Linked DNA regions of Homo sapiens: region 1 is linked to region 2. The links are chromatin contacts, found by Hi-C or POLR2A ChIA-PET in ENCODE. All regions are on one chromosome and are shown on one strand. The core of a region is the stretch at or near the end of the contact, and the rest is flanking DNA. Distances in the headings are between cores, read along the strand shown. Region 1 has its middle 83 kb from the start of INHBA. Region 2 has its middle 120 kb from the start of INHBA.

What was found. Hi-C counts contacts between places; a loop is a spot of excess contacts on that map. ChIA-PET counts read pairs that join two places held with the same protein, here RNA polymerase II (POLR2A).
Region 1: a map of ascending aorta shows a loop between it and region 2 (2.1-fold over the local background). The contact joins two enhancer-like sites. A Hi-C loop is called at or near these places in 1 of 168 maps with a recorded cell type or tissue (ascending aorta). POLR2A ChIA-PET finds 5 or more read pairs at or near these places in 2 of 52 experiments (GM12878 and activated naive CD4-positive, alpha-beta T cell).

The regions. Positions count from the first base shown.
Region 1 is chr7:41,783,874-41,787,562 of GRCh38, forward strand. No RefSeq gene overlaps it. Among named protein-coding and RNA genes, the nearest start is that of INHBA, 83 kb to the left of the region's middle. Within about 2 kb of position 2,177, at least 3 of the 41 ENCODE cell types and tissues checked have a DNase peak (open chromatin) inside an H3K27ac peak, as active enhancers do.
Region 2 is chr7:41,820,976-41,824,303 of GRCh38, forward strand. No RefSeq gene overlaps it. Among named protein-coding and RNA genes, the nearest start is that of INHBA, 120 kb to the left of the region's middle. Within about 2 kb of position 1,483, at least 2 of the 41 ENCODE cell types and tissues checked have a DNase peak (open chromatin) inside an H3K27ac peak, as active enhancers do.

The sequences.
Region 1 (3,689 bases), core at 927-3,426, 36 kb before region 2:
CATCCTACATCCTCTGTAGATGGATCCTGCCCACCATGCCCTAAGATTAAATCACACCAACTATAGTAAGAAGTTACCTTTTGAAGAGTCCTGATTAGGTGCCAAGCACTACACAACTTATATAGTCTTTGTTACCTAATTCAATATTCTAAAAGACAACTTCTGTCAGGCAGGTTTGATTGTCAATCTTCACTTTCAGAAGGGGACACTGAGACTCCAAGAGAACATATAGGGTACAGAAGGCCACTTGGCTGGTCACAACAGAGCCTGGATGCTCATCTAGACCTTTCCGACTCCAAACCCAAATTCTTAACCACAATGTTTTGCTGCTTCTTCACAAAGAGTCTAAACATGAAATGCCTAGGAGTTCAACTGAAATAAATAATTTGGTTTCACAGAGGAAAAGAGAGATTATAAACCATATTTCTAAAGCAGCAGGGAACTTTACAAATTTGTGTTATTGGTCATTGGGGGTTTGGGTGACGTACCGTCCCTGGATCAGCACAATATTGTGTGCTGTTTATTAGAAAAATAACTCACGTCGCCTCTCATTGATTGGTGTGTTCGTAGCATGTAAGTTATGAAGAGACAGCACACATATCCACGACAGCAAATGGAAAAGTAATGATCTGCCTCATTGACAGAGAACAATTTACTTTTCCCCTAAATGAAATGTTATTATTAGAGTTTGAAGTGCATTAACATAAAGGAAATGCATTGAGGAAATGCTTTTTGCAGCCCCTACATGTGTTGAACATCTGAGCAGTACCCCCAGGTAGTCCCAGCCCTCATTTTGGCCAATAGCTAAAAAGAAGGATTGCTTTAGGGGAAGATGAACTCAGCAGTGATTGTATTTAAATACCACGAAAAGCACAGACAAAAAAGAATACAGTAAGGGGATGGAGGTTAAAAACAGATTTAACAAAAAGAAAAAAAATACAATTATTGAGGCAGCGACATTGGGTGGTGGAAAGGGACTGTGCGGTAGGGAAAAGGTGGCTCTGTCTCAATCTTTGCCATCAACAAGTATTTTAAATTCCATGTCGCTAAATGTTAAAAAAGGACAGCAGTCCTGGGCCTAAATGCTGCCTGCCTTCATTTATTTACAGAGTTAGCATTCTTTGTCAGAGAAAGGGGAACATGGGAAGGAAATGAACGGCTTTGGCGCTGTGTGGGCCATTCGTGGGCATTGCCATGACAGGCTTGCATGGCGAATCGTGAGACTTTAATAACAAGAGCTTTGATTTGGATTTTAATTTTCCAAAAGTGTAAGTCAGTGAAATTAACAGAGCAGGTGGTAGAAAGAGAGCAGTGTGGTGAGAGTATAAGCCACTTTGCTTTAGGATGAGGAAAGGAAATAACCAGGGTGTCCCAGATTCTGCTTCTGGTAATTAATGAGGCACCTAAATTCACCCTCACTTTCAAATTATTGAACTAAACTTTCTTCCTGTGGTTTTCATGAGTGCTATATTTTTAATTCAAAAAGGACACTGTCCTCATTTTATCCTCATCCACTGAAAGGCTTTCTCTCCTACACAGTGGCATATTGGGGTGGAAGGGGGTGCTGACAGTGTGAAGTGTCCCATCTGGTGAAGCCATTATAGCATGTTGCATTCCCAGACAGAAATAAGCCTCACTAAGGCAGAGGGCTACACAGGATGCTGCTTATTTGGTTTTGCCTGTTTTGTACAATAAGATTTTGGCTGGGATGATCAGTGAAAGTCTACTGATTCAGGTATTTGCATATGATAAAACTTAGGACATAGACCCTAAACTCTGTCATGAGAATCATACCCATTCCTTAATTATTCAAGATGTATATGGATACATTAAAGCTATGTGCAAATTAAATAGATATATATATATTGCATGTTAAAATACATACATAACAGAATAAAGCAAGGAAGAAAGTAATGTTTTTCAAAAATATGAATGCAATAATTTCTGAGATTTTTACTGTCTAAATGCGTATATATTCCCAGTGATTTTTTTTTTAACTTTTTAACACGTAAGTGAAATTAAGCAAGGAAAGCATCAGTTAACATTGCCGCAGTTGAAAAGAAGCAAGAGAAAATCACAGTTCCAATTAGAATGAAGGTTCTCAGCTACACTGAAAACAAACAACTGACCTTGGCCTGTGCTTCACCCTAGAGAAAGCCGAGGAAGAGCAGGATATGACGGCAAAGTCCCATGGAAGGACAAGCCTGGGCTATCCCTGAATATAATAGAGGCTTCCTCAGCAAGAAATTATAGTAAGGGATGGAGAACAGCATTCAAATCCTTCTTGCTGGAACTGTCTCTGCCTATAACCAATGCTGTTTATGACTTGTTTTTCCTACAAATAAGCTCCTTTGAATATTCAATTTTCCATAAAAAGTTATTGATACAACAATAAAGACAACATGTTTTTGGCAACCGCTATATTTTTGTTATTTTAACAATTATTTTAAGTGTTTTTTAAAAAATAAGAAACAACTATTTTTTCAGGATTCTGACTTCCATACAGTCAAGGCTTACATAGTTACAGCCAATGAACTTGAATGGAAACACAGTGGTTTCTGATATCAGCCTCCAGCTCCTTTGCACTCAGGAACTGGTGCTAAAAGTGGGGATTCAAGATGAGTTCTTATCTAGTCTAGACATGGTGTGTCCTCTATTATTCATGACCCTTGGGTCTGGTGTACTGAAAGGTCCCTTCTTTCTTCAGAGACTAGATGACTTAATCTCTTACTTAAACAGGAATCTTTCTCAATGGACTTTCAGGAGTGTCTTCGTTGACCTCTATTATACTTTCTCAATTTTAGCTTTAACTCTGCTGTACCATAGATTTCCATCTCCGGCTTAAGAGATCTGTGTCTGATTTCTCTCTCTGGGCTAGGAGTTCTCATTATATGACAGGAAAAAGTTACAAAGTATGCCACACAGAGGAAACAACTTATGGCTGGGGGTCCTAACAGCACATAGATCATTGACTGAACAGAAACTTGGTGGCCAGACACCTTCTGTGCAACAATAAACATCATTTTCATTTCCACTATGCCCTAAACAGTAGCTCCACATACAACTGCTTAATCACTTCAGCCTCAATATTATATATTATATCATACTAACACCTCCTTCTGGTTTCATCCAAAGACAGTGAAAATTACAGAAACACTACCTCTTGCTTGCTCACATGGCTTCCCCAAGAACATATCACATCACTTCCACTTTAGATGACAAATGAAACTGGTCTCCAAGCTTCCTTGAATGGCACGCCTGGCGTGGTCACTTCATGCAGGAGCTGTCAGCTCTTAACTGGAAAGCACTCCTTGAAATGATTTGTAACTCTGCTATAAAAAGCTTTCCCTCCAGCTAAAACTTGCACTTCTTTCAAGTTTGATGACAAACACACTACTGGCAAAGACGAGGGTGTATTCATGAGCACAGGCATATGCCCCGGCACACGCACACACCCCCCAAACACTCCCACCTCGATTCTCTTATTTTAAAAAAAGGAAAAGTGAATCTTTCCAAGCATTTCAATACAGTTTAAAGCAGGTGGAGGCCTCTAGCCAGGTGACATTAAGAACTGCCCCTTGGTGCCCACTTTGATTGCCGGCTCCTGTATTTGGGATGGGCACGTGGCAGGTGCTTGATCATTCTTTTGAATTCTATACTGCTGCATTCGGTCTTTTGATGGCTGACCT
Region 2 (3,328 bases), core at 233-2,732:
ATGTGTGTGTTTGTACCATTGATTCTCATTTTTAATGAATTCCATATTTTCAAATCCATCTACTCTGTGAAATGTATTTCTAACTCCCAAGTCAATACTCTGTGCATTCATGGTCATTTACAGATGTGGACAGAGTGGCAAAAATTCAAATAGCCGGATGGGCATGATTTCTGAGATTGGACAAGGCAATGCTTTACCTTCTTATTTCAGTTCTTATATTTTAAACACGTGTCCTTTTGGCTATCAATTTCATGACACATTTTTTGCATTTTTGTGCTTTTTCCTCATGATTTCACTGTTTAAAATGTCCCCCAAGCATAGGACTAAAGTGCTGTTTGGTGATCCTAAACACAACAAAGCTGTGAAGTACCTTCTGGAGAAAATACAGGTGTTAAATAAGCTTCATTTGGGAATGAGTCACAGTGCTATAGGTCATGAGTTCAATGCTAATGCATCAACAGTATATGTTAGATGAGATGCCATTAAACAGAAATATACTTAAAATAAAGTTATGGATTGATCTGTTGGTGAAAATGTTGTGACCTGAGGTTCACAATCCCTAACTCTGTATTTCTCCCAGGAGCAATGGCTCAATATTTGCTAATTCAGTGTTTGCAGTGACTTTATAGAACATAACCACTGCAGATGATGGTATTTGCCTGTACATTCATAGAAAATGAGAGAAGGAAGAGGAAAGAGAATGGTTGCATGATTATAGGTGTCCACATTTTTTTCTTCGAATTTTTATTGTTTTCAATTCCCTCAGGAAAAGGGGGAGAAAGGATGGAAGGAAGGAGAAAGAAGGAAGGCAGGAAGGCAGGAAGGCAGGAAGGCAGGCAGGCAGGAAGGAAGGAAAGGAAGGAAGGAAGGAAGGAAGGAAGGAAGGAAGGAAGGAAGGAAGGAAGGAAAGGAAGGGAAAGTTAAATCACCAAAAAATATACTTTGATGATTCTACTTAGAAGGGAATTTCAGGCCTCACACCCCTTCCAGCTGAGAAGTTTTCCTTTACACTAATCTCAATTCTGTCTCTTCCATTGTCATAGATCTCCTTTAGGGGTCACAAAGAGCAAGGTCTTTCAGCCCAGCATGAAAAATCCTTTGAATTACCTCCTCTGTAACTCACTCCTGGAGTTACAGGGTGATTACACTGTTTCTTAGATTATCATAAACTTTATAAAACATATTCTGAAAGATGCATTTGTGAGCTCTATTAGTTTGTGAAACGTTCCCTCTCTCGTTTCAGCTGTTATTTTTCAGAGGGAAATTTCATTAATATTACTTATTTTCAAACTAAGTAACAGTTTGTACTGGGACCACAATTAAGGTTCTTGGTTGATAATCATTCATGGTTAAGCATCCAGGGCTAGCAAGGAAAGAGAGATAAAGAAAATGAGAAACAGTGAGAGACATAGAGAGAGCTAAAGGGGGAAGAGAGAGAGAGAGGGAGGAGGAGAGGGAGGAAGGCACCACCCCAGAGCTCACATTTAGCCAGACCTCAGGACCTGCAAGGCTGTGAATAGTGTTCTATATTTAGCCTACCAGATATTTCGAGTAGTTCTGAAATTGGAAAGCAATGTTTTTCCATGAATTCCCTATAATAATATTTCCTAAGTCAACTCTAATCAAAATATTCCCTTTTCATTCTGTTTTTCCAAGTCTAGAGTGAGCCACTGATGCCCTCCCTTAGAAGGCTGGAAAAGACTGCAGAGCAGGGCAGTCCTAGTCTAGTCAAACCCAAACTTCCCTGGCCTCAATCCATGTTGCATGTGGGCACTGGGGACAAAGTCCCTCTGATGAGAGCAATGGTGAGCCATAGGATTGCTTTCCCACAAAAAGCAATGGGCTCCCAGGACTTCAATCCCATACTACCAATATATTTCCCTGGGGCTTCCATCCTCCCAGAGGGAACCCATGACATCACCATCAATGAAAGCCTTCACCCCATGTCACAACTGTACGTATATCTATAGGCACCACCTGAAAATCCCTCCCCCAGTCTATTCCAGGACCACAAACACATAAGCTGCTTCTCAGACACAGCTTTTTTATTTCAGAAACCAAAGGCTTATATTGAGAGTATCCTCACCAGCAGTCTTAGAATTGCAAGAATGCACATGAGTGCTTTTGGGCTGGACGTCTCCTCTGTTCTGGGAAAAGTTGCCTCTAGTAACTACCTGTCCTCACACCAGCCAGCCCTACCTGTCCCCACACCCCATACACTTGAATACAAGGGGAAGGAGTGTATGTTCTTCATCTTGCTTATGGAAACTGAGGGAGGGTAGCAAAGATACATTGGTGAAGCCAATTGCAGAGGTGATATCATGGTAAAATAACAGGGTAATAGCTTCTTCCAGGCAGTATACCATCAACCCAACGGCAAGAGCACCTTGAGTCAGAAAGGATGAAACTAAAATATGATCAGGAAGCTTTCTGTGTGTGTTGCAAATGACAGGCTGGAGGAGAGCAGACTCCAAGAACTAGAAACTTAGGAGCAAATACAAGGAATCAGACATTTGTAAATATCTGACACAAAAGAGAAAATTGTAGGAAGTAGAAGACCAATGATTTCAGTGGTGTGGAAAAAGCCAGTGGCTGCTGTCTTTAAATGTTGCGATGATTCAGATTTAAATCAGATCATATCATGCTCCTACCTAAACTCTGTAAGGTTTTCACTTGGAAGAGAATCTAAGCATCTTACCAATCTCATCTCACTCATGAGACTCCAGCCATACTGGCTCCATTCTGTTCCCAGAATATTTCCAGCTCTGCCTTTTCAGAGCCTTTCTGCCATGGTTCTCTCCTTCTAGGATGCTTTCCCCTCAGCTCTCTGCATGGCTGACTCCTTCTCGTGCTTTAACTGTGGCAACCTGTGCCACCCTAGGACACTGTGACATGGGCCTTCCTTACTCCAGTCACCACCACTTCTTACCCACTTACCCTCTCACATAACTGTTTACTTCCTCACTGGCACTTCTTGCAACTGAATATTGTTTTATTTATGTAATTCTTAAGTCAGAATGATTTATTACTGTATTTCCACTGCCTGATAAATAGTAGAAAATCAACAAATTTTTTTGAATGAATAAATGATGAATGGGGAATGAAAACAATGAATTAATTTACACATCTAGGCTGGTGTAGAAAGTAGGAGTAAGTTGAATTTCTGAAATAGAATCAAAGACTATAAGGTATTATTTAAGCACAAAGCAGTTTGAAATATTTAAGAAAAAACATTACGTGATACCCTAGAAAACAAGACCATTGTGGTACTTTTCATTTTGACTTCTATTTATTTTTACTTTAAAATATTTCTCTAGAAAGTCATGAA